Linked DNA regions of Homo sapiens: region 1 is linked to region 2. Evidence: chromatin loops called from intact Hi-C (ENCODE). Cell type or tissue: ovary. All regions are shown on one strand. Each heading gives the region's core, and the rest is flanking DNA. Links, peaks and the distances in the headings are about the cores only. Region 1 has its middle 79 kb from the start of LINC03041. Region 2 overlaps BNC2 (basonuclin zinc finger protein 2).

Region 1 (12,725 bases), core at 2,633-10,632, 59 kb after region 2:
CCCCTCCCATATGGACTCTGGGCTCAGCCATGGGACTTGCTTGGCCAGTGAGACATTAGAATGTAGAGACTTGATAAGTACTTGCACAGTGGGACCTCCTTCTTGGAAACCAGCTGCCATTTGATAAAGAGGCCAATGGAGACTAGTGGAGGAAAGGAAGCCACTTGGAGGAAAATCTACGCACACCAGCTCTCAGCTGGCACCAGTTGCCACACATGTCAGTGATGCCTTCATGGATATTCCTTGGCTGAGTTCTCAGGGGATTGCAGCCACCTAAGAGACCCTAGGAGGGCCCCTCTGAGCCTTGTCCAAGTTGTAGAATTATGAGCCAATAAATGGTGGTTGTCATCTTAAGCCTCTAAATTTGAGTTAGTTTATGTAGTAATAGATAACCGAAATTCCTTCTTTCTAGAGAATATTTTTCCTTTCAATTGCAGGGACTTTCCACAGGATGGGAACCTCATCCAATTTGATCATTATATCCTCAGCCCCTAACAGCCCATAATAGGTTTCTAATAAATATTTGTGGAATTCATAACACAAAATTATATACTACAGCGTCTATACTGTATTATGATGCTCTATTTCCTGGCTATTTTTCTCCCTTTCAGGCCATGAGCTCCCTAGCTTTGAAGCTTCCATTTATTGTTGATGAATGGTTGACAAAGTTCTAAGAGATTTATATATGTAACAGTATATTAAATGGAACTTTGACTATTGTCTATGGAATTTTGGTTGACTGAAAGCTGAGAACAGAGCGACAAATACTCCTGCATTCTGAAGATGGGTACTAGACACATTTGCAGCACATGCCAAAAAATGACTAACATATTTTCAGATGCTTTAGTCCATTCTTCACTTCTACTTAAGAGAAAGACGGAGAGGAAATAGGAATTTGTGATTAGGGTCCAAAAGCTAAAGCCCAGAGAGTCTGAGTTCAAGTTTCCTCTCTGCTACTACTAGCTGCAAGATCTTGGCTAAATTACTTAGCTCTGTACTTTCATTTACTTACCTATGAAGTGGGGTGACTATAGCATCTACCTCATAGGGATGCTGTGAGGATTAAATGCGTTATTATATATGGACCAGGCAGTTCTACATCTAGAATTCTTAGAGCAGTATTTAGCTCATAGTGAGGGCCTATAAGTGTCAGCACTGTCATCCTCAGTACTGTCAGAGTGAGTAAACATCTCTTTGAAAACAATGGGCTACCTGGTGGAGGGAGATACATTTCCTAGCAGAAAAACTCAAGTTTGGGGTGATTAGCCCGAAGGGGACTGATATTTCACTCATCACTCCACCTCACCCTCTAGCTGAATGATCGTGGAACTGAAGAAACACCTAGACACTTCCATAGCTGCTGTGGGAGTAGACATGGTGAGAGAATTCTGGGCAAAATTAATCCGCATCCTCTGGCACATGGAGGTACTGAAACTGCAAAAGTCCAAAGGAGAAGGTTAGCAGAATGAGGAGAAAGGCTGAGGTGGGCATGTCACACACTGTCAGGATTGGAGGGGTGAGGATGCTGAGTTTCCCACTAGCTAAGTGGACGCTATGGATGGGCAGTCTTAAGAGTAGAGGCCTCGTGATAGGGCTATGCCCAAGAGGACGGCCTTTCCAAGGGCAATCTCAGCCACATGGGTAGAGGTGGGATTGGGGAGGAGGTGCTTCCATGGAGGTAGAGGAAGGCACTGAAGTGCCTGTGGGTGACAGTCAGGGTTTGGCCATCTGCCACACACAGGGCCTCATGCAGATCTTCACAGTGCAGCTAAGTCAATTGACCATTTTAGTCCTTGCTATAAACTAAATATTTGTGTCCCCTAAATTCATATGTTGAAACCTAATGCCTAGTGCTATGGTATTAGGAGATGGGGCCTTTGAGGGATAATTAAGTCATGAGGGCAGAACCTTTATAAATGAGATTAGTGCGCTTTTTAAAGAGGCCTTGGGAGCTCCCTTACCACTTCTGCCATGTGAGGTTACGGTGAGAATATAGCTCTCTGTGAACCAGGAAGAGGCCCTTACCACACACCAAATCTGCCAGTGACTTGATCTTGGACTTCCCCGCCTCCAGGACTGTGAGAAATAAATTCTCTGTTGTTTATAAGACACCAGTTTATGGTGTTTTGTTATAGCAGTCTGAACTGTCTAAGACCACCCTTTACCTTTCCTCCTTCCTTCTGCTGCAGTCCTGGAGAGGCCAGAGGAAGTGGAGGAGGGACTGAGAGTAAGGAAAAGCCCCCCGCTTCCCAACTGCAGGTTACTGAGCCTGGTGTAGGCCTGAGCTGGGGAAAGAGAGAGCCTTTGAATTGGATGAGAAATTGAAGTTTTAGTGTTAGGAGAATCTGAACTTTATTGATTTCTGAGAATCAAACTTTTCTAATGTCTAAAAAGTGACTGATAATGCTCTGAGCTCAGCCAAGATAGCACTGCTGGAGGAGTTGGGGTGCAAGGTGAGTGGGCTGAAAGCTTATGGTTGAGAATAATGTCTGTCACAGCAATATATTCATTTATATTGACATCATCTCATTTTATCTTCACAACAGCTCTGTATTAGTCTGTTTTCACACTGATGATAAAGACATGCGAGACTGGGCAATTTACAAAAGAAAGAGGTTTAATGCACTTATAGTTTCACATGGCTAGGGAGGCCTCAAATCATGGTGGAAGCTGAAAGGCACGTCTCACGTGCTGGCAGATGAGAGAGAGAGAGAGAGAGAGAGAGAGAGAGAGAGAGAGAGAGAGAGTGTGTGCAGGGAAACTCCTATTTTTAAAACCATCAAATCTCAGGAGACATATACACTATCATGAGACCAGCACAGGAAAGACTTGCCCCCATGATTCGATTATCTCCCTCCCACAACAGATGGGAGTTATGGTAGCTACAAGATGAGATTTTGGTGGGGACACAGAGCCAAACCATATCAAGCTCTTAGAGGTAAATTGCTCTATTCCCATTTTATGTAGGCTTAACAAAGTTAATGATCTTATCCAAGGTGCAGCATACAGCAGTGGCAAAGCTGGAGTTCAGGCCCAGCCTTTTCTGACCACAAGGTACAAACTCTTAAACACTCCTTGGGGTGGACGCTGCCTCTCACAGCTTTGCACCCCCAACAGCTTCTCCCTGTCCCCACATACAGGAAGTGTTCTTGCGGATGAGTGCATTTTCTCAATCAGAGCTCCCCTGTGTCCTCACTGCAGCTGAAACCACCTCTGGGTTGGCAAATTAGGATTCTTTGCAAGCTTGTCCAACCTGCCTTATTTGGTGGTGGTGGTGGTTCTGTTTTGTTTTAGGCTTTTTAGTAGCCTGAAGCCATGGTTTTTAGTTTCTGTCTCTAGTGATAAGCAGAAAAGAGGGATGAGGAAGGGACTTTACTGGCCCAATCAGAAACAGAAATTAAGAAGCCATGACTGTATCCTTTCCCCTGGACACTCCTGAAGAGCCAAGCACATTAAACTCCAGAGCCTTATTGCTCTGACAGACCAGGAGAGAACAGTTGTACTGGTTGATCTTGGGTACTTCTGACCCACTTCCCACCATCCCTACCACAAGAATCTGCCCTGGAGGAGCTATGGTAGCAAACACTGTGCCAGACTGAAGTTTAGGCTGCAGGAAGGAAACTGCAGCCTGAACCATCTTTGTTGAAGGTCTCCAAGAGCAAAGTTGTTTGCTATCAGGAAATATCTCCAGTGTCCTAAAATACTTGAATAAATTAGCAAGGATTCCTGTGTGTGTTTCCTTTTTTCTCTCCTCTCTCCATCAGAAGCCATTGAGTGGAATGGGTGAGGGTTCCAGGTAGTTGCTTTGGGAGATGTTTGTAATTTACATTCTGCAGGGCAGTTGATTGCATGGGTGGAAGGAAGGGAGGAAAGAAGCAAGGAAGGAAGGCGGGCAGACCCAGCGTGAATAACCCTGAATCGAGAGGGGCCAGGATTCCCAGCACCCTTGGCTTGGGTGTGTTTTTTACTTACATTTGACCGTGGGTGTGTCTGATGTTCTGGGAATTCACATCATTTCAAACAAAAGCCCAAAGCCACACACTGAGAAGATTGTCTCTGGAGGTTTGGGAAAACTGCTCAGTTTCCCTGAGCTGCCCCCAGAGCAGCTCCTCCCCAATTTCATTTGCTGTTTGAAAAGCATTTTCACAGATATCCTTTCATTAGCTCCTTACAACTCCCCCACTGCCTCAAAGCAGATGGAAAAATACCATTATCCTTATTTTTACAGAGTTCTCAGAGCCTCACTGTCATTAAAATTCTTGCCTGGGGTCAAATAGCCATAGGTGAGGGCACCTGGCCTAATTCTGGCCCTGTTATTCACTACATCCCCTTCCCTAGTGGGGTGGCCAGTCCTGGCCGCTCCTAAGGTCATCCCTAGTTCTGAACATCCTGCCTGGGCTGGGACTAGGGCTCTGTTTATTCTGGAAGGGTGGTCGGGTACCTGTGAGCATTGTGTGTGAGGTTTGTTTGCACAATGTCATTATTTTCATCTCCCTTTCTGGTGGGCCTTAAATTTTTCCAGAGTCTTGGACCAAGCAATTCCATTTGTAGAGGTTTGTTTTTAGGGTGTATTCAGACCCATTTGCAAAGATAGAAGTCTAAAGTGTTCATCTATAGATAGTTGTCTATAGAGTCAGTCATAAAAGGAACACATTGAAAATAGCCTGTATATCCAAGAAGGAGTTCTTTTACATAAATTACTGTATATTGAATCAATGTCATATTTTCAGCACTTAAAAACTCATATAGAAGGAAATTGAATGGCATGGAGAGATGTTCCTGGTCCATTGTTAAATAAGCAAAACAGGTGATGTAAAAAGTGTTTCAGAATGGTTCCATTTTGCTTTAACAAATATTTATATCTCTGTAGACATGATGACAAATACCCAGAAGGCTATATACCGAAACCATAATGGCAGCTGTTTCTTGTTGCCAAGATTCTGGATGATTTGTATTTCCTTCTCTTTGATTATCTATACTTCTTAAGAACTCTACATCAAGCATGAATTCATTTTATAATGTGAGAAAACTATTTGCAAGATAGCAATGAAGGATTAGCTCTATGGTTCTGGCCATTCATTAATTCATCACTCAGCTTTTCTTGTTTAATGTGTTCAGTGCTGGAGACTTGGAAATGAATTCAGAATTCGGTGTGTAGTCCCTGTGCCATTGCCCATTTCCAGGTGCACAGGGTCAACCCTTTAGAAGGAAGCCAACATTTACTGAGCATTTACTCTAGGCCAGGTATTTTTTTTCACATGATACATCTCATTTAATCCCCAGTGCTGTTCTGCAAGAGAGGTATTATGATTGCTGTTTTAAAAATGGGACTTAAAACGTTAACTAACTTGGTTAAAGTTGTGCAGCTTGTAAATGGTGGAGCTGGAATTTGGCCACAGGTCTGCTTGAATCCACCACCCCTGCTTCAAGCTCTGGTTGCCTGGCACCAGGCTCGGCTGCCTCTTGGCTGCCTGTCTTTCAGAAGGACTGATCGAGTGGGCATGAATGGTTTCTGATGCTTGCTCCCTGGTTGGAATTTAGGCGAGTGTCTGCAGGACCTGAAGAGGTGGCTAAATTGCCAGGAGCAAACCCGATGACCTGGTTCCCTGAGTTCTCCCTCACCTAGGAGAAGCCAAGCCAATGACAAGACACAGGGACCCACATCATGCCTGTTCTTCCCCACCTGCTTCCCTGGCGCGGTGTGCCCTGATCACACACTGCTATGTGTTAGGACTAATGATTCCCTACAGTCACACTGGAGTGGAGCAAGGACCTTTTGCTGAAAAAGGAATTTTCCAGTCGGCATTTAAAAGTTTGAGATCCAGAGGAAGGCATAAAAGAAACAAAAACCAAAACCAAAATAAAAATCCACCAGCAGGCTGAGCTCTGGGGATCAAATATTCTCTTTGTATTGTGCAGAGAGAGGCGTTCTGCAGCCTGGGCTGGAGTTTTCAGTTGGCCATGCAGAAAATGCTCCTGGGTACTCCCTTTAAAAACTAAATCAACATTATTTTAATTTGTGTTCCCTGCTTCCTCCTTCACCATGGAGGAGAAGGTGCGAGGCTGAGAAAGAGCATATTTCTCTCACAAGTTAACTTAACATGCAATATGCAGGGGATTACTCTGCGCTCACTCAATACCATAGCCCAGAGCTTTATAGAATTCTATTGATCTTAGCTGAAGCTGTTTAATTTTTTTTGCTTTAATTTTCTTTCCTTATTTGTTCATTAAGTTGAGGTGAGGAAGGGGCGGGGGACTGATGGCAGGCGATGTTCCTTGGATTTAAGATTGGTCTGGAGGAACAGGGAACCAGTTTGCCTCTAGTCACTGGGAGCAAGCAATGGCAGCATTTTGTCCCCTGTGGCTTGGGATGGGGAGAGGCCACAGGGAAAGGGGAAATAGAATGTCTAGTACCCCCAGATATTTTCTCCTGCAGATTCTCAGAATAAGGACTCTGTGCACAAGACAGAGGCAGAGCTGGGTGAATCTGACACTGATATGGCCCACAGGGAGCTTACCATCTAGTAGCAGAGAGAAGCACACTAATCCCAGCTGGCACACCCATGCGTCGGCATAACCGAACAAGATATTCATGTTTGCTATTGTAGGAGGCTCAAAAGGATGAGAACCTAATTTCTCCCATCAACCCCTAAGTCTTTTAACTAGGGTGTGATCCCCACGTAGGACCATCAAGGACTTAAGTGGGGCTTGCCCAGGAGGGGAAAGCATGGCTAGGGCTTGGGCAGGGAGTGTGGGAGGTGGCAAGAGGGGAGGAAGTAGGATTGATGGTCTAAGGGTCAGAAACTCTGCCCTCCTCCCTTGCTTTCCTTCCTGGGCCAGGTGGTAAGACTTCTAAAAGGGCAACCCCTGTGTTTCTGGGTTGTGGATTAGGCTCCTGTGCTCCAGGAGCTCAGGGTGGGGAGTGGGCTGTGGCTACACTGAGTCCTGTGGGATGCACTTCTGGAATATGCCCCCTGTAGCAGAGCCCAGCCCGTGGCAGAGGGCTCCCGCTCCCCTGTGGCACCCTACAGTAGAGGGACCACGATGACCACCACCAAAGATGAAGGAAATGGACCACTTCTTATTTCCTTGGTATAATTTAAGTCCTAACAGTCTCATAGGACTGAACATAGAGCTAAAGGAAAGTACAATAATACTAATAATAAATGTCATCTGTGGAACTTTACCACATGCCTGGCACTGTGCTAAGTCCCTTTTGTAGATTATTTTAGTGAATCTCTCACACAGGTCCCATTATCATTCCCTTTTTTATAGATGATGATATTGAGATGATGATCCTGCCACTTAAAATACCATCAGTAAGAAATAAGTCAGATCCCTTGCTCAGGGTCTTATGGGTGGTAAGTAGCCAAGGTGGAATTTGAGGCTTGTCGTGCTGGCTGCCGGACTCCTTGCCCCAAACCGTCGTACCAGTGCCACCTCTTCCAAGGCCTGTCTGTCCAGAGATGCATCCCTTAGTGGTCATTAGTAGAGTTTTGTTTGGGGGAAAGAAGATTGAAGCAGAATGTTATTTGCAGCCTAGTATTGTGGGACAAATTCACATCTGATGCGAAATAAATACAACAGAGAGAATGCTATGGGAGTTTAGAGCCCAAACAGCTTACTTCTGATGGAGAAAATGTGTGTTTAGTGGGGCTGTGAATGCACAAGTGAACATGCCAAAGAGGAGGAGTTTTTTGGACAGGGTGACTGAAAATGAGGCATATACCTGGAGACAGTCGGTAGTTCCATTTGACTATGGCATGGGATAAGGAAATGGCAGGCAATGAAGTGGGAAGTGGAGGTTGCATCCAGATTATAAAGGGTTGAGGGATCAGACTATGCTGAAGTGTTTCATGCAAAAATATTTCATCTCACGGGCTGTGTGGGATTGGTAGTGGCTTTCTGGACTGTTCTGCATGAAGCATACAGAATCAATAAGAAAGAGAGTGGAGCAAGTAGCTATGTGCACCATAGGCTGAGACTTACCGATCTCACTTCTTGTCCTGGGGTTCAACAAAGGACTCTGAAAGAGGACAGTGAGGTTTGAACCTGATGGGGATGTATACATGCCCCACACTGTTACCAAATATGCAGTATTTCTGGGGTACAGAGAATGGTTCCTTTATTTTGTCAATTATTCCTTCTCTCTCTTCCCTTAACACCAATTTTATTGGGAATGCCTGGAAATGGTGAAAGCAAATATGTTTGGGGTTGGATGGGGAGCTCTGGTTGTGTGTGCCTCTGATCTGGAACTGCTGGGAGTCTGATACAAAGTGCAGAATGCTGTATGGAATTCTAGAACACCAAGTTCTAAGCTGGGCTCCGCCAATAACTGCTGGGGCACTTTAGGCCCACACCTGAGCCTCCCCAAAGTAGTCCTACAACACAAAGTTTTGGTGACAGCAAAGGAAGTAACTGTGATACATCCTTGAAAAAACCACAATAACTAAAATATGCCTTTCTTGTTTAATGCAATCAAAGAAAACATGCCATTGCTTATAGGATATTTTATCATTTTGTGTATCACTGAGATGGAAAAAATCCTGCCAGTTACAATACCCCATCCACTGTCAATCACATTCTATACAGCATTTTAGAATCAATTAAATGTAGTAGATTTTGACAAAAATCCTGCTTTCCCTAACTAGGCATGGTGACTCATGCCTGTAATTCTAGCACTTTGAGAGGCTGAGGCAGGAGGATTGCTTGAGGCCAGGAGTTCAAGACTAGATTGGGCAACAGTGAGATCTTGCCTCTTAAAAAAAAAATCCAGCTCATAGTTACTAACCCCTATTTACACAAGTTAAAATGTGTTTGCTAGGATTCCAGTTTAGGTTCCTGAAGCATGAATTTCCATATTCAAAACAACTCATATTGTGTAACACAAAAATCTGGTCTCCCGTTTTTTTACTTTGTAGCTCAAAGTTGGAGAGATACCATTCTTAAGGGGAGACTGTCCCAATTTACAATGACTATGAAAACATTAGTTTGACGGCTGGTTCAGATATAACTGTCTCTAAATCATATGGGCTGCCAAACAGCCCTGATTAAGCACTTGCTAGAAATATTCCAAGGTCAGGGAGCCCTGTGATTCTGTTGTGTGACACAGTAAAGCTGTGCTAGACAGTCCGGGGCTGGCAGTGGGAGAGTGTGGGGCCCAAGCTGATGTTCACAAGCCTGTAATCTGCCCCTGATCTTCATTTAATTATTTGTGCACTCCTTGAGAATAAGCTGTGTGAACACAGACTATCACCTAACCAAGCAGGCCCCCTTGGGGAATGTATATGAAATATTCCTGGGAGCCTCAGGTTAGTCTGCTTATTTGAGTTTACACAAACCTGGGGATCTTTTGGTGAAAGAGTTTTGAGAAACGGTAGAAGCATTTACAAGTCTTCCCTTTGCAAAAAGTCTTCTCTTTGCAAGTGACAGAAGCTCAACTTCAATTGGCAATAGGAGGATTATAAAAGGTCTAAGAGACACCTTGAAACCTGGGGACATGATGCTGCCAGGTCTACTTTTGTGTCCTTTGTCTCTGCCTCCCTCTGTGTTGACTTCACCTCCTCCTCTGCAGACTGGCTGCCTTCACCCAGCTGGGAATGCAGCTGTTGACGGCTCCCAGGACTGTATAGAACAACTTCACCACCAAGGAGGGCCTGAAATGCTTTCTCTAGCTCCAGTTTGAAAAGCCCTAGAAAGAAATCTGATTGGCCCACTTTGGATCATATGTGACCCCTAGACCACTCAACTGTAGCAAGAGACTAGAGTGCTATAATTTTAGACCCCAACCACAAATGGATGATTGGACAAAGAAAAAGGAACAACTTCCCCAAAGGGGTAGCCTGATATCCAAGAGGGAAGGAAAGTGCTGGCAGACAAATAATAGGTGCATTTCAATGATCACATTTATTCTTAGAAAAGCCCTTTCATTTCATGACGGGAAAAGGAAAATACCTTAGAGGTACGGCTGATGACAAAATAATTTTATCATAATAAGAGTCAGGCAATGTTACCTTATTAAGGTAACCATTAATAATGGGGTACCGGGGTCTCCACAAAAAACATGGCCTTCTTGGTGAGGGCTTCACGCCCTTTCCTGCAGAGGATATACTTTGAAAGGCAGTGTGTGTCCATACTACAGAAATTCCTGACATTCAAAGTGTTGTCATTGGAGAACTCAGTCAAGTTCTATCTGTTCAACTGCACGTGTGCTTTGTGGAAGAGTAAATGTGTATGGGCTAATATGCTCAGAAGGACTAGGTCTGATTCAACTACCCAAACATACAAATAGAATTTGAAAGTTTCTTAGGAAGCCCAGTCACATGTGTGTTCTTGACCAAAAACTTGGTCTCATCATCTCATAAGACACAGACTATGAAACTCATTGCCCTGATCAAAGATGCTGCAGAAGATGGCATTTATTATTCCCAGGGATGCTCAGGAGAGCTATTTTATTGTCTTGGCATCAGGAATGGCTATGTTGCTTCTCTGAACAACTGGCTTATTTTTACTTTACAAACTCTACATCTCATGACCTTTCATGTTTCTCTCTTTATAGTGACTGCTAGGAAGCTCAGAGCCAACTTTATGACCCACCTGTAGTCCAACCTTGAATTCCTAATGGCAGACATTTAGGGACTAAAACTACGTCTTTACTCCATCTTGCTTCCTTGATCTTATTTTCCCTTATTTTGAAACTTATATAAGAGTTATTTAATTTCATGATAACATTTGTATCTTAGCTAACATAAATCCTTTTTTTTTTAAGATTAAATTGTGGAAATAAGTAATTATTTAACCTTGGACTCAGAGGTTTTGAAGGTGCTTTCTGGCAGAAACCATCTTATCTTGGTAGAGTGAGTATTTATGGTGCCGCTCCTCCTGGAACCCAGGTGAAGTCTCAGGGACATCCTTGATATGTTGTCCCTTAGCAGAGATCCTAAAGTCACCTGCTCACTTTTAGATAAACTACATTGTGAATTTGATTTTGATTCCTAAGAAAACAGAATGTTATCTTGTGCTCTTTTCCAAGACTTGGGAGGTAAATTCAATACCACTTCCTTGTGATCATGAATTCTAAAGGAGATTCAGTTTCAATCTCTACTGTACTATTATTCCTTGTTCAAAAATATCTTCAAGCTGCCACAAGTCTGTCGTTGCTCAGAGATATATAGTTAACAATGAATCTCAGATATTTAGCCTTCAGGCATTTAAAATGCCAGCAATAATGATAACAAAACTAAAGCAATTGCTGTCTGTAATAATTATCCATACCAATGATTTTTAGAATAATATTTGATGAACAATTTTTTCCCCCATGATTGGGGAGTAGGGTTGAGAGCCTGCTGAAGTCCACCAGATTTAAGAGTGGAAAATTGGATAATCTAAATGAGCCACTCATTTCTCAGGGATGTGGCAAACACTCCTCTGGGAGACGGGCTGGTTCTTTTCCGTCATTAGCTGCAATTTTCTTCTGGGAGTATTTTAAAGCTTACATTCAAGGTGTACATCCATACGGGCCCTATTTTTCTGAAGTTTCTCCAATGACATGAAAATGAGGCAAACTTTTTCAAAGCAATCTGCATCATATTCTTCTTTGTGCAAGTTCATATTTTGGTTGAAATGATAACTATAAATATTTAACATCCTAAAAGCTGTGGCTTTCCAGCCCCAACCATCTGATGGGAGACAATGTTGCAGACATTAATTTGCAGCCCACTTTCATTTCAAGCTGATCGATAATATTTCATAAGGTAGGAAACCAGACAGCGTGATTCTGGTGGAAAGAGGAAAAGAGAAGAGGGTGCTTAAAGACCTAAAGACCAAATTCTGAGAGCAGGAATGGAAGTTGCTTTGTGTTTGAGGCTCACTTTTTGTTTTTTCTTAATCATAACAAAAGTTTGATTTTCTCAAACTGAAGAAATTAATGGTATCATTTTGAGAGGAAGAAGAGGTGAAGGCACTTTTTCTTGGGCTGACTCCACCCCTGCCATCTCTGTCTGTCTGCCCCCCACATCTCTCTCTCTCTCTCTCTTGCTCACTCTCACACGGACACACACCACAGAGCAGAGTATGTCTGAATGAGGGGTGCTGCTGCTCAAGGGACCAACAGCAAGAAAGAAGGAGGGGCTCTGTCCACCAAGGCTGGTCACCGTGTGTCTATGCATTTGACGCAGTTGAACAAAGGTGTTGTTTTGAAAAATGACCTCACGCTTGACATTTACATGATACTGAATGATCTATTTGAATGTCATTATTTAAGTGATTGCTTTTCCAGCTTGCAGACAGTCTAATTCCCATCAATTTCACCTTTAATCTAGAAGAAAAATGTTAACCAATGTTGAGAAGAAGAAGAAGAAGGAAATCACCCCCAACAGAGGCCTGTGTCCTTAAGTTCCAGGGTGGTTTTTCATTCAGAGTGTTTTCTGCAAATGTGATTTTGAATAAACCACAAACTGACAAGTAAACGGTTGGGTAGAAATAAATTCTTCCTTTTTAGTGGAGATTGTAGAAAAACAGGTGACTAATAAAATATTCTAATGATGAAAACACTACCATAGGATCTGTTAAAATACATAAATATAAAGTCAGTCACGTGAAAGTAATTGTATATCTATATGCTGATATGTGAACCAGCCACTTTTACTCTAGATAACTGAGTGGCTATTGATTTTTTATTTTATACGTGTAATAACATGCTCCTAAGTTCAAAAGAATCAAAATAC
Region 2 (12,702 bases), core at 1-8,000:
ACTAGTACATAAATCCCGTCATGCACTTTTTTTCATACACTACAAGGGGATGTGTAATAACCATGCTTCTTTTTTATCCTTAAACTATTGCCATACTTCAGTAAGTGTCTTTTTTAAAAAAAATTCACTTGTATAAAAATGGTCTGGTCAGTATAGGGCACAAATGCCAAACAAAGTATTAGTGTTAACACAAAACTGCCAACTTTGCACAAGTTTCCAGAAAAGAAAATACAATTAGTCACTCAACATAACCACAGGCCAATTTGTTGGCCACCAGAAAACCGCTTTTTAAAAAAACACTTGGTGATTCTTTCAAGTGCCGAATGTTATTAGAATCAACATTGCATCCTTCTTGCTTATACGTTAAGTTACATAAAAGGAAAACAAAATTATGTGGTGTGAAACAGCCAAGGCATTTATTCTTCAGAGGCAGGATAATATTTCAGGATACAAAAGCCCAAATTACCCGCTACGGAACAAAGATGAATACAGTAAAAGAGTCGAACACTCATTTCCAAGGCCCTAACCCTTATCCTTTAAAAAGAAATCCTCTGAACTGGGTCGGTCTGTTGTATGGCTGTCTAATTTGTTGCAAATTCTGCAGTCGTACTATAATTCAGGCCTGTTTGGTAGACAAAATCAAAAGGCATTTAACAGCAGCAGTACTTGGAAGCTTTGAAAACATGTGCTAAACTTGAATGGAGCAACACTCCTTTCTGAAAAGCCAGAAGAAGGGGGTTTTAAAGCAGGATCTCTCAATGTTCAGTGTTTTGTGTTTCCCCACACGATTTGTCAGAGAGAAATGAAAGCAAGCCTGAAACCAAGCAATTGAGAGTGAGAAAGAGGAGAGAGACTATTCTCCAAACCTTTTTTGTTTTGTTTTGTTTCCGATGTTTACACATGTTGCCTGAGCTGGTTAACCACATCGGCAGCCTCAGCTACCACAACATACTGACTAAATGATGATATTTACTCAAGTTCAGTCTGCAGCCAAAACCATTAGGGTGTGCATTGCAGACTGTTTTGTTGTCTTTTTTTTTTCTTTTTTCCTTTTTTTTTAAGTGGAGGGGAAAAGAAGAGATAAACAAGGAATATTTTGTCAAACAGTACACAATAATTTAAAGAGAATGTATTTCTTTTTTGCATTTAATGGCCTCAGACATTTCTTTCATCAGTCTAAAAGTTAGAAATATCCCTTTATTTTAACTTTTATGTCGTTTCCATTTTTCATGTTTTTGTAATTATTTTTTCTATGTTCACATCAGCATTCACTTCCGTTAAATTTGCCAAAGGAAACTGTTAATATGTTTCTGTTGTTATTATTCCTGTAGGATTTATTGTACCTCACAGTATTTATTGTTTCCCAAAATAAGCATCATTAGTTGGGGATTCAGTATTTTTGTTGTGAAAATTTCAGAAACAATAGATTCTTAAAGATAAGCTAGCTATGTCTAGGAGCTTTATCTTTTCACCTCCTTCAGAGGATGCTATGGGGTCCATTTTAATTCTTCATTTGTTCTACGGGGAGGAAAGACCAAAAGTATTTGCAGTACAAAAGAAACTATATCAAACACTATGTTAAATGACAAGTGTTTATGGTAAAAAGCTGAGGAATTAGTAATAATCGTTTTTGTTTTCTTGTACTTTGAATTCCCCAAAGTCTTAATTGCTTTATTTTGGTGTTGTGTTAAATTGAACAGACAGATGTTTTCCTTTGTTTTATACCATATAAGACTCTGTACAGTATGTTTGTGAAAGATTGAACTAGAATAATGAAAGTTTGTTTGCAAACATTTTGGTCCTCTCAGCGTTCTCTGTGTTGTGCTGTTGCCCCATTACCAAATGGTTAGATTCAAAAAGGGTGGGAAAAGATTTTTAATATCCCAACAAAACATTATAGAAACTCTGGCTTTTGCAGTGTGCATAGACTACATGTAGTTTTATGAAAATAAATACACATTTTTATTTCAGCAACTTTGAAAAGTTACACTCAGTTGAGTTACTAGAACTCATCTTGTACAACAGCAATGTTTAGTCTGTTTAATTTAATGTCAAATAAAAGGTCAGATAGCCCTCGTGAGTGAATTACATAGCTGTCGGCAGTCACATCAGCAAATGCACCAGGCTTAGAACAAATGTTTGTTACTTGCTGCAAACCAAGCTAATGTGTATAGCCAGTTAGAAAAAGTCCAGAAGTAATGAGATTCTAGAAGTAGAGTTTCCCTTGCTTGGAAACATGAATGTGTTCACCTGTGTTTTGTCAGAGAAGTGGCAATAAGTCCTGGACAGCTGACACTTTTTAAGTATCTCCCCTATTTGCTACTACTTTTGTGCCTCAAGTGCCCAGTCGTTACGGTGGCCTTCTAAATGAGTAAATAACATTTTCCAATATAAAGCCTATTTGCTTAAAAGGGACAGGGGAGTGGATGGATGTAGTACATGCAATGGAAAATCATAAAATGTACAATTCTTCTGTTTCCAAAGTATTGCTCGTTCTTGAGTGTGTGCCTGAGTGTCTTGTTTTGACTTAACTAGAATTCTAGTTAAGATGGTGATCCCATGGCTTATTTGCAAACAGGAAGGATAAAGAGATCAGCGTTTTAGTCATGGAGCTCATCTTTGCCCATTCCTACTCATTTGCTTTTTCATAGGAGTTTTTTGTTGTTAAACAGTTTCTCTCAAGCCACATGCATTCTATGCTGGCTGAAAATTAATAGTGATGTAGATGTTCATCCGACAAGCTTTTCCCCATGTGATTGGTTTTAGCCAGAGTTTATCACAGGTACAAAATTAGGCGGTATGACTGTGCATGTTCTCTAGCTGATGTTGAAACTTGTACTGTCTTGATCATTTAAAACTATGTTTTTGTAAATATCAGGTTTAGTCCGCTTTCGGGAATATCTGCATGCTATGGAAAGAGAGAAAAAAAGGATAGATAATGAGGAATTTGGTTTAAAAGTGTGATAAAAATCCTTGGCATTCTTTGTTCTGATATTAATTGTATTTAAATAAGTCAACCCAATGTAACTCATTCCAGATCTTAGTCCAGCTGCCCTGTTCAGCCTGATGCCTTTTAAAGGTTTAAAGGTGTTAATGTTTTCCTTTTCAACATGGCAAACATTTTTTAAAACCTTTTTGGCACAATGGTGCCACTGTCCTCATAGTGTTATTTCTTTGGTCATGAATTTTCAGGCCCTTCCAGTAAGAGGAGAAAGGCACTTAACTGGTTAACAGCCCCATTATTATACATTGCTCTAAGGAAAAAAAAAAAAAAAAAACTTTGAATATATCAAGAATGGGCTATTCCAGAGGCTTCTCCTCAGGAGAAACTATGCACTAGGTTCCCACCAAATACAATGTGACCTTTTTTTCCCCTTTCTCTGTACACACCCCAGATATGTGCCAAGCAAATGAGAATGAGGGCCGTTGACAATTAAAGCATAAAGAAGCTAGTCACCAGATTGAGATGGACATGCTGCTAACTGCTGACAGCTTGACCTGAGCAGTCCTAACTTGTATCTGGTCTGTTAGCATTGGGTTAGATTGACTAACAGAGTAAATAAAATTCACCTGTCATAAGACACGCTACATCTGCTATCATCAAGAAACAAATCATCCAGAAGAAACTTTTTTTCATCCTGTGGTCACACCCTTTTCTTAAGAGCTTCTTTTTTAAAATTATGACAAACGAATTTCATTCTTTAAAATCACTTATCTTCTCCCAAACTTGAAGTATTTAAATTAGGTGGTTTTGCTTTTCCCTCTCATTGTTTATTTTTTGGGGATGGATCTAAATGAGTAAGATGAGCAATAAAAGATACCAGAAAGACTGGAGGGATCACAGTGTTTTCATCAGAACTAAGTAGAGGGTCGGTTCCTGCCCTGGTTTTGGGGTAGCTAGAAAAGGAAATCATGAATGCACTGGAAATGTTGGCTCGAGAGAAAAGACTGGCATAGCTCTGCCTCGCAGTGGGTGAGAGCGTATTGATCGTAGGGACCTGCAGAGTTCCTATGACCAGGTGAGTCGGCTCTGAGGAAGGGGTTAGGAAAGCAAGTACAGCTGCATGAAATAGCTGAAGTTCCTTTGGGGTCAGGAAGAGCCGACAATTGTGGGGTTTTGGTTGCTTTTGCTTTGTTTTTGAGTGGGAAGTGTTGCTGGAATCCCCTGAGAACCGAAAGATGCCAGGGGTCAGCAAGGCTATAGAAAAGGCCAGTGGTAACACCTCGTTTTCATCCTAACAGAGGAGTAGGTGCGAATGGCACCAGCATGGATCGTTCCTTTCTTGATCATTACTCATGCTTGCCACTGTAGCAACACAACAAAGCCATGATTGTAATTAATACTAGGCTAAAGACCTTGATCAAAATGGGAGCTCATTTACTGTTCTATGAGGTATGTAAGTAACTTCTCTTCACATTTTCCCTCAGAGATAAACCACACGTGGTAGTCTTGTTTGCGTTAGTACTAAGGTCATGTTTGATCTGTCCCAGACGAGTCGCATATTTCCTGTAGCTGGAGTGTTGCTCACCATAAATGGTCATTTTCAAAAAGTATTGTGTAATTCCAGCTGTACAACTGACCAGTGAGTTATCTGTCATCACTGTTGCCCACATACCCGTCCTTCCTTGTGTAGTTTCATCATCCTCATCCTTCCCACATCTTGCGCAAAATGATTTTCTGTGCTCATTCGGCAATAACTATGTTATTCGGCATACTGTCTTTTTGGCATTTGTTGAAAAATCCAAATGCTTTTAATCCAAAAGATTAATCCAAATCTTTTTTAATCCAAATGATTTTAATCCAAATCCAAATAACAGGAGGTTAAAAAAAAAAAAAAAACTAAGCATTTTTACATGTACACTGAATTGGATCAGCATTATTGTTCATTATAATGCTATATATATTTTTGGAGCAACATACTATAGTTGTCATAAAACTATCTTTATTCTTCTCCTCTAAAGTGCTGTTGTAAATTCATTTGACCTTTACTGCAGGAAAAAAAAAAATCTTTTTTATATAGGATATGAAGACCAAGGCTCAGTCTGTAACAAATAGTGGACCATTACAAAAGAGGAAAGAAAAAAGCCAGGGCTGAGCAGCAAGAAGCTTCAGTTCAATTTCACCTCGTATCTTTCTAATAACATACTTGTCACTTTATTACCTTCCAGTAATGTGAACGCTGCTGACAAGACTGTCACACTAACAGCAGACAACACCCTCTCTGCTTCAGCCCAGCTCTCCTGGCTACTTATTGCCCTGGCCCTGAAGGGACACAAACTAATAGTGTGCTTTCCAGTTCAGCACTTGGCCATCAAATATAAAAGGATGCGTAATTGCCTGTTTATCCCCTTGTGAAGGAGAAATTGACTACAAGGGCTAGGCTTTCCCATCGAGTTCCCTGATGTACACACACATCCACAATCAGTCAGTCTCTCTCTCTCTCTCTCTCTCTCTCTCTCTCTCTCTCTCTCTCTCCCCTCTCTCTCTCCTTCCCTCTTATTCTCCCCTCCTAACATACAAGCACATACACACACCTACTGTATCTGTGGGAAGCCCAAGGCTGCCTCTCGATGCCCTCTCCAGCTATTAAGTGGACAGTAACAAGATGACTTCTTAAATAAAGGGTCAGTAGAGAGATGCTGTCTGTGACGGCATCCTTTGCTTCTTTGAAAACTTAAGTGTTAACAATTCCATCTTGAGAGTAATGGGTGTGGCCCTATAATTAGAGCAAATTTTCCTGCAAGTCAGTGGCATAAGTAAGATTATATTGCCCCCTAATCTGTAGGGAAAAGATTAAAATATTTTTCTTCCCCTTCAAAAAGTGCACATGTTGTAAACTGGTTACGCACAGTGGTCATTTTTTTTTCTTATCCTTGGCATCAAACCATGGACGTAGGTGTACAAATGCATCTTTCAATGACCCCTCCAAATCCATAGTGTAACATGATAGATTAACTTTTGTCAAACTGGACTGACAATCTAAAAAAGATGGCGTCAGGCTTTTGACTTTAATCGTTAAAACAAGGACCACCCTATGAGTAAAAGGTAAATTCTCCACTTTGAAGAACTTTGGTAAGTACAAGTACAGGGAGCTTTAGAAAATCGAGTGATGGGGACCAAAGGTACAAAGGAAGAATACATGAAAATGTTATATTCCAAAATGCCCTGAGCCCAAAGATTGGCTGCTATTTTTGTATATTGAAATACTCAAATGATGGTTGGAAAGTGACTAGTTAGTGACTAAATGAAGTGCAAGATCTATCAAGCGTCTTCTTTCTGGGACTAGGGGATGCCATGCTTCCTTCCAACCTTCCCGCAGCGCATCTCAGAGAAGATAGTTGGCCCCATTACAAACAGTCACATTTCAGTAAGATATTAGTCAGCCAGGTAAGACACGTGCAGGTATCGGTATCATCTTCCATATGAACTTTAGCAAGGAGAGAACAGCAGCAGATTTAGGGATAGACAATGTAACAGGTCTATGTTGACAAATCTGTGCTAAATAATTTCATGAACCAGTGTGGGGACTGGGAAGAAAAGCACTTTGAGCAAGGACTCTTGGGTTCGAGCAAAGGCAATTAGTTGACATGATACTTCTTAAGTTCCTCAGTATGTATATGTTACAATCGTTTATCAGACATCTTAATAGAATCCTAATTGAAAAACCAGTTGCCAAAATTGCACAAGTTCTGCTCGCTGATACTAGCTTTCTCCCCTTAACTCTAAAATACCAGGGATGCTTAAGGACGTTTGTAATAGTTTTTTTAATGCTTTGTTTCACTTTTTTAAAAAAGAATCTTTGAAGGGAAGGAAGAGCAGAAAGAAGTATTTTAAGAAAAATGGAGAGAAGTAGATAGTATTGAAAGTATATTTCTTGAAGAGAGAGTATCTAAGTGCTATACCAAGATTTTATAGGGCTTCCTGTTGCCAAATGTGATGTTGAGATAATGCACAGCTAAGATGGCAAATCCATCAATTATTAACTGGCTCTGCCCACTTCTGTCATGGAATGCAAGGATTGAGAGGTGACTCTGGGGAGACCCTGGGTGTGTGAGAGAGCTCCATTCATCTGGCCCTGGATATGTTTTTCAAAAGAGAGGGAGAAAGCGCCAGTCCCTGCAAGGTGAACTGACCTGGCACTGTTTCAGTGGGAGCCTCACTGCCTGCCTTTTCCATGCTAGGAGACAAAGCATCCTCTACCCCATCTGTGAATCGGTGCTGTGGCCACTGCGAGAAGCATGATTCATGAGGTATGATGCTCTTGAGCTCCCAGACAATGTGCTGAGTTAATAGGTTCACTTGAGATGTATACACCAAGGCTGTTTCTTTTTTTAAATCTAGTCCCCAATTTGGAGTATTTTTGCATGTTTTTGTACAGAGTAATCCATTCCTCTCATTGTGTATCTTAATCTCCTCTGACTTTTCCATTGTCTTTCTCAATCCCACCCTTTGCTCTTCGGATCTCACCAACCCCCCTTAAAAAATAAATCATGTTTGAGCAAGAAGGTAGAACACGCCCTCCCTCATCTTGGTTTTAATTGCTTTGGAAACGTGTTCTACCCTGTCCAGGGTTTGCATAACGTGAATTAAGTGAATGAGATGTTCTAGTATTATATCTTAACCTGATAAGACTATCTAAGATTTCTAGTATATGGTGCATTTGCTTTCCTGTGCAAACTTTGGTTCAGCTGCCCTGCAGAGAATCTCACCATTTTCCTGCCAGTGCCAGTATAAAGAATGCAGGAGAGCTAAACCTGGGTACATGAAGGTCAGAGGGGTGAGGACGGTCGAGAAATGGGGAGAAGACTTGGGCTTGAGACGACCTGGGCTTTTCATGTGTAGCTCACTCAGCAGTATGAGGATGACTGACACACCAGTGGGTGGTTTCCAAGTGAGGCAAATGCCCATTTCCCCTCTCCCCTCACACCTTGCCTGGCTTCTTCCATGAAGTCCTTGCTGCTTTTCTGCCTCCCCAAAGGTGAGGGGAAGGGGCTGGTTGGGGATCTGGGAAAGCCAGTTCTCTGTTCTCTCCTGCTGGTGATGGACTAGGCCTTTTAGAACTAGCAAGATCCCTCACACAGCTGGGAGAACACACACCTTTCTTACTCCAGACCCATTGGTGTGTCTCCAGTAACAAAATTATTGGACTCAGCCTCCATATTTGACAGCAAAAGTGGCCAGAGGGAGTTGAAATATCTTGAAGAAAAGGAATTTTCACTAAGATATGTCCTCTCCCTCTCCCAGAGTTTAGCTGTTTATTCCTTTTTTTTGTTTATATTGTTCTCATCTGCATAAAACCAGTCTCTTGCAATAAGCCTGCCGCAGAATCAAAGTCTGTACTTCAAAAGGTAACTGCACCAAGGGATGGGACAGTGTGCATCACCCTGATCTAATCATTGTGACGTTGGTAGCTTCCTAAATACTGTATGTACCTTGAACAAGGGTTTTATTTTTGTTTTGTTCTGTTTTGCTTTTTGTTTTTATTGGTAGGCTAAGGTAATTAAATTTTTTAATTTGCTGTTACTTTGGTTGTATTTTCTGTACTATAACTGCCTACAGTATGTCTTTTGCATAAAATGCATAAGGGTTTGGGGATGTAAATGGAATTTTATTCATATTTTGTCCAAATACCTCTTGTAATTTGTATCAAAATTCTTGTACAATTTTTATATTAAAGATTTATCAGTCACTGATCTCTTCTTACCTTTCTGATTTCAAGAAACCTCCACACGCTCCAGTAGATCTTTACAAAATACACCGAGCAGCCCTTCAGCTCACAGTGTAATTCACCTTATTTAAGCACACTTGTTGGTGAACTCAGAGCCAAGCTCAACCACTGTATTATTTAATAGATTTCTCAGGAAGACCAAGCTCATCTTTTGCTCAGATGGCAAAGCTGGGTCAGAGCTGCAGAGGTCCTGGCCGCTCCCAATGGAGCACAGCAGACACTGCCCTCCATCTTCCTTCCCACAGCTATCAGGGATGCCTTTTCTGTGACTTTCCAGAAGTCCTTTTCCCAAAGCCTTTGCCCCTGCTCTTTTGAGGAAAAGAAGACTAAAGGAAGAACTTAGGTGTCTTTGCACCTGAGCTTTTCAAAAATAAATTTTCTTCCCAACCCTTTCAAATTTGTGGACAGCAGCCACCAGGATGATGACTTCATATTTTTTCACACTGAATGCTTGTCTTTCAGTTTATAGTCTCTTGGCAGCAACTTTCCACAAATTGTCCTTGTTATAATCTAGAAATAAAACTGGCAGATGGAAAGATGTCATAATCAGCAACATTTCCTCCTCCTGTCGTCCTGCCTGGGGACTATGGGATGAAGCGTAGAGAAGGTGCGTTTTGGGAACTAAACGTTGGGCACACACTGGCATAAAGATGGGAACAGTAAACACTGGGGAGAGGAGGAGGGGTGCGAGGACTGAAAGGCTGCCTATTGGGTGCTGTGCTCACCACCTGGGTGATGGGACCATTCGTACCCCAAACCTCTGTGTCACACAATACACCCATCTCACAAAGCTGCACATGTTCACCCTGTATCTAAGATAAAAGTTGAAATTATATAAAAACTGCTTTCAACTCAGCAGTGTTTAATATCACCCCCACCTCTTAAACCAATCCAAGTTAAAAATTAGACTAACCAAGACTATAACTTTTGCTGAAATCTCCCCTTCGATTTAGTATTGTCTGTTCATCTGCAGAACCAGATCTGCTCAAATCTCCCCAGGTTGTCCTACCCACCTCTCCAGTTTTCCCTGGACTCTAACGCAGACACCTAAGCTACCTGGACTCTAGAGCGATGCCCTGGCCTCAGGCCTCTGGACAGGCTGCCTGTACCCCTCAGGCCCCCAGTAGGGAGCTACCCAGGCTCAGGTATCACTGACTGAGTGTCTCTCCCAAAGCATCAGGGATGCCAGCCACCTAGCCTTGATGGTGTCTCCCTCCTTGATTTCTCTGAGCACCCATAGATGGGTTTTCGGTGACAGCAAAGAAATGAAAGGTTAAGCAACTTTGGAAAAGTCAGCCTCCCATTGAGGCATGTGGTTATTAGATGTCACAGATGTGTTAAGGCACTCCTGCAGGGAATCCAAGTATAATTATGATCTTTTCATCTGTCATAATAAGTCTGTAATCGGCAAGAATTCTCCCTCGAATAGCTCCCCCTTCTCCTTAGGAAAAAAAAAAAGTTGTTTTAAATGCTATCAAATGATGGAAATACTCCTGTTCAGTGAAGAGACACCCATGAAGGCAGCTCTTGGCACAAAGCTAGTCAAAACTGCCTGGGTTGTGGCAACTTGCTCTCCTGAGCCACTGGAAGGCTTGCCGCCTGCTAGTTTGCCCTGTGTCAGTTGACAATATGACAGTAGATTAAGTGCTACTAATTTAATAAAGCTGCTCTGAGGCCAGAGCTGACCTATCAATGAAGACTAGAGAGGATCGCATTGGTGGGGGCTTGGAGAGGGGCAGCAGAGAATATTGAATTGCCTGAAGTAATACTGGGGGGAAAATCTATAGATCCTCAGTAAGGAGCAGTTATTTTTAGTCACCTGACTCTTGGGCACCCAATCATTAGCCATATTCATCAAAGCTGTATAATGAACAGAGGTATTGATTAACAGGGGTAGCTGAGGAGATTTCCCAACAGTGCTAGTTCACATTGATAGGTCTCCAATGGGAATACAGGCCATGCAGCCCTGGAACATAACTTATTGTATTCTAGGTCCTTCTGTTGATTTGATTTGGGTGGGGGCGGGGTGGGGAGGAACAGCCTTACACACAGTGCTACCCCTATGACCTTTCTCTGAAACCCTCCTTGGAAAGAAAAGAAAAAGCCCCACTCTCTGCAACAAGTACATAACCCTGCTCTAAGTTTTCTCTCTGTCCAGGCTGGCCATCCGACCTCATCTTTGATTGCTGTGTGTTATCTTGATTTACAGAAATTTGCTGGAAGCTGGGACATGCCAGTCAGAGCTTAGAGCCATCAGGCGTATGAAGCTTTCCCTCCCCTACCTCCCCTAAAGATCAACATATGGCTTCAGGAAATTATCGTGTTAGGCTAATTGCACCAAGTTGGCATGGTAGGAACATAATGAGTCCCGGTTTCAGCATGCTGACCCCAAACCCAGTGATGCCAGCGCATAGTAACTTTCCAAGCATTTTGCCTCGTGGCAGGAATCCTCATTGAGCTGCTGTTTGCAAAAGGCATTTGGTTGGATTTCTAGCATGCGCCCTGAACCTGCGCTGCCGTGTTCCAATCATACGAGGGAGTTTGCTGTGCTGTTCACAGGAGCACTTGTCCTTCCAGAGAACTAGTGGTGACCCAAATGCCATAACCATCAGAAGCCTTGTGCTGCCTGACGGGCAACATGCTGCTTAAAATGCTGATATGTAACTAGAAACCATTAAACCCCAGGGAGAAAAAAGTAAAGGATTAAGACAAGGACAGCTGTAAAAAATAAAGCTCAAATGCATCATTAGAAACCAGAAATTCACAAAGTAAAACTGTCTGTCATCCCCACTGGTATTAGCAACACTCGACTTGTATATTAATGAAACAGTGCAGGAACTCTAAGTCACCCTTTAACCATGGAAGCAAGAGGGAAGTTTCTCTTTACTGCAGTCTCTCCTAACTTGAGCATGGGTTTTTGATAACGTTGAATTTTCTTTGCCTCAGAGTATCCTCACCAACCCGTCTTAATTTGTCTTACCGTGGCTAGCAGACTTTTTCTTCTTCAAGCACAGCCTCTCCCTTCAGCGCTGGGACTTTTATGAATGCCACCTTCAGCCTTGTCTTTATCTTTCTTTACTCTCTTCATCATCGTGTTCACTTCAATTTTTGTTTTCTTGGCTGTTATCATCTTTACAAAAAAAGTTCAATATATTTTGATCTTCTGGGGTTAGACTATACCTTGACTTCTTTCCAAATGTAAGATCTTTCAGGAAAAAAAAAAAAAAAATCAAGGGCTTCAAAAATTTTAAATCCAGAGTTCCGTGCATTGTGCAGCAACTTCGAGTTTTTGGAATGCTCCAAAAAATGATTATAAGCAATGGAATTTGGAGGTTATCAGGGTTTGGGGCATGTGCCGTGTTAGGTGATTTAAGATTATTAGCCACTTCCACCTTTTTAGAGAGATTCATTTTTACAAATATAAATGCTATTAACAATTCAAAGCACTCTCATAATTCCCGTTCTTTGTTCTTACCCCATGATCTCAATTTCAATTTTTCTTATTTTTTTTTCCATAAGTGGAGAATTTCCTCCCAAAGTTTCACAAACTTATTTGCAGGCTCAAAACAAGACACTTATTTGATTATTTTCAGATGTCACATCAATTGGTCTTCAGCCGAAAGTAATCCTACAAGATGTTATGCTTTTATGCTTTCTGTTCTTTCAAAAACCACAAACCTGTGTGTTTGAAAATATCACTCTTTCCAAAGCCCTCGGCCTCACCCACAGAGCTTGGAAGTAAGGATGGTTTCAGGCTTATATATGTACTTGCCTTCTCAAGGAAACAAGAAAACACAAAACCCACTCACTTTTCTTATATCTACTGTGAGCATAAACGGGGAGGGGAGGGGCGTGGGAAGCCAGTAAGTTGTGAAATCCAGGAAGGTGAAATGTAGGTGAAATCTAGGAAGCTGTGTCTTGGATGGGATTGTGTTCTAAATACCTTCAAGATGCAATGTTTCTCTTGCCCTCA

Evidence for each region. A loop is a pair of places that touch in the nucleus more often than their neighbours do. Peaks named below come from ENCODE experiments on the same cell type or tissue, not always from the same donor. Only the 100,000 strongest peaks of a DNase experiment are listed, where the experiment ranks them.
Region 1: it touches region 2 in a loop (2.1-fold over the local background); 6 of 110 quality-filtered maps call a loop at or near these places.

What each region holds. Positions count from the first base shown.
Region 1 is chr9:16,349,327-16,362,051 of GRCh38, reverse strand. No RefSeq gene overlaps it. Among named protein-coding and RNA genes, the nearest start is that of LINC03041, 79 kb to the right of the region's middle. In ovary, for the core only: no CTCF peak of the experiment used is centred there; no DNase peak of the experiment used is centred there; H3K27ac peaks cover 2,416 bases.
Region 2 is chr9:16,405,495-16,418,196 of GRCh38, reverse strand. It overlaps BNC2 (basonuclin zinc finger protein 2), which reads left to right. Exons shown (of 7, transcript NM_017637.6): 7 at 1-8,694. LOC124902125 (a long non-coding RNA gene) reads right to left here. Exons shown (of 3, transcript XR_007061425.1): 2 at 11,710-11,934; 3 at 2,821-2,908. Among named protein-coding and RNA genes, the nearest start is that of LINC03041, 140 kb to the right of the region's middle. In ovary, for the core only: no CTCF peak of the experiment used is centred there; no DNase peak of the experiment used is centred there; H3K4me3 peaks cover 709 bases; H3K27ac peaks cover 4,335 bases.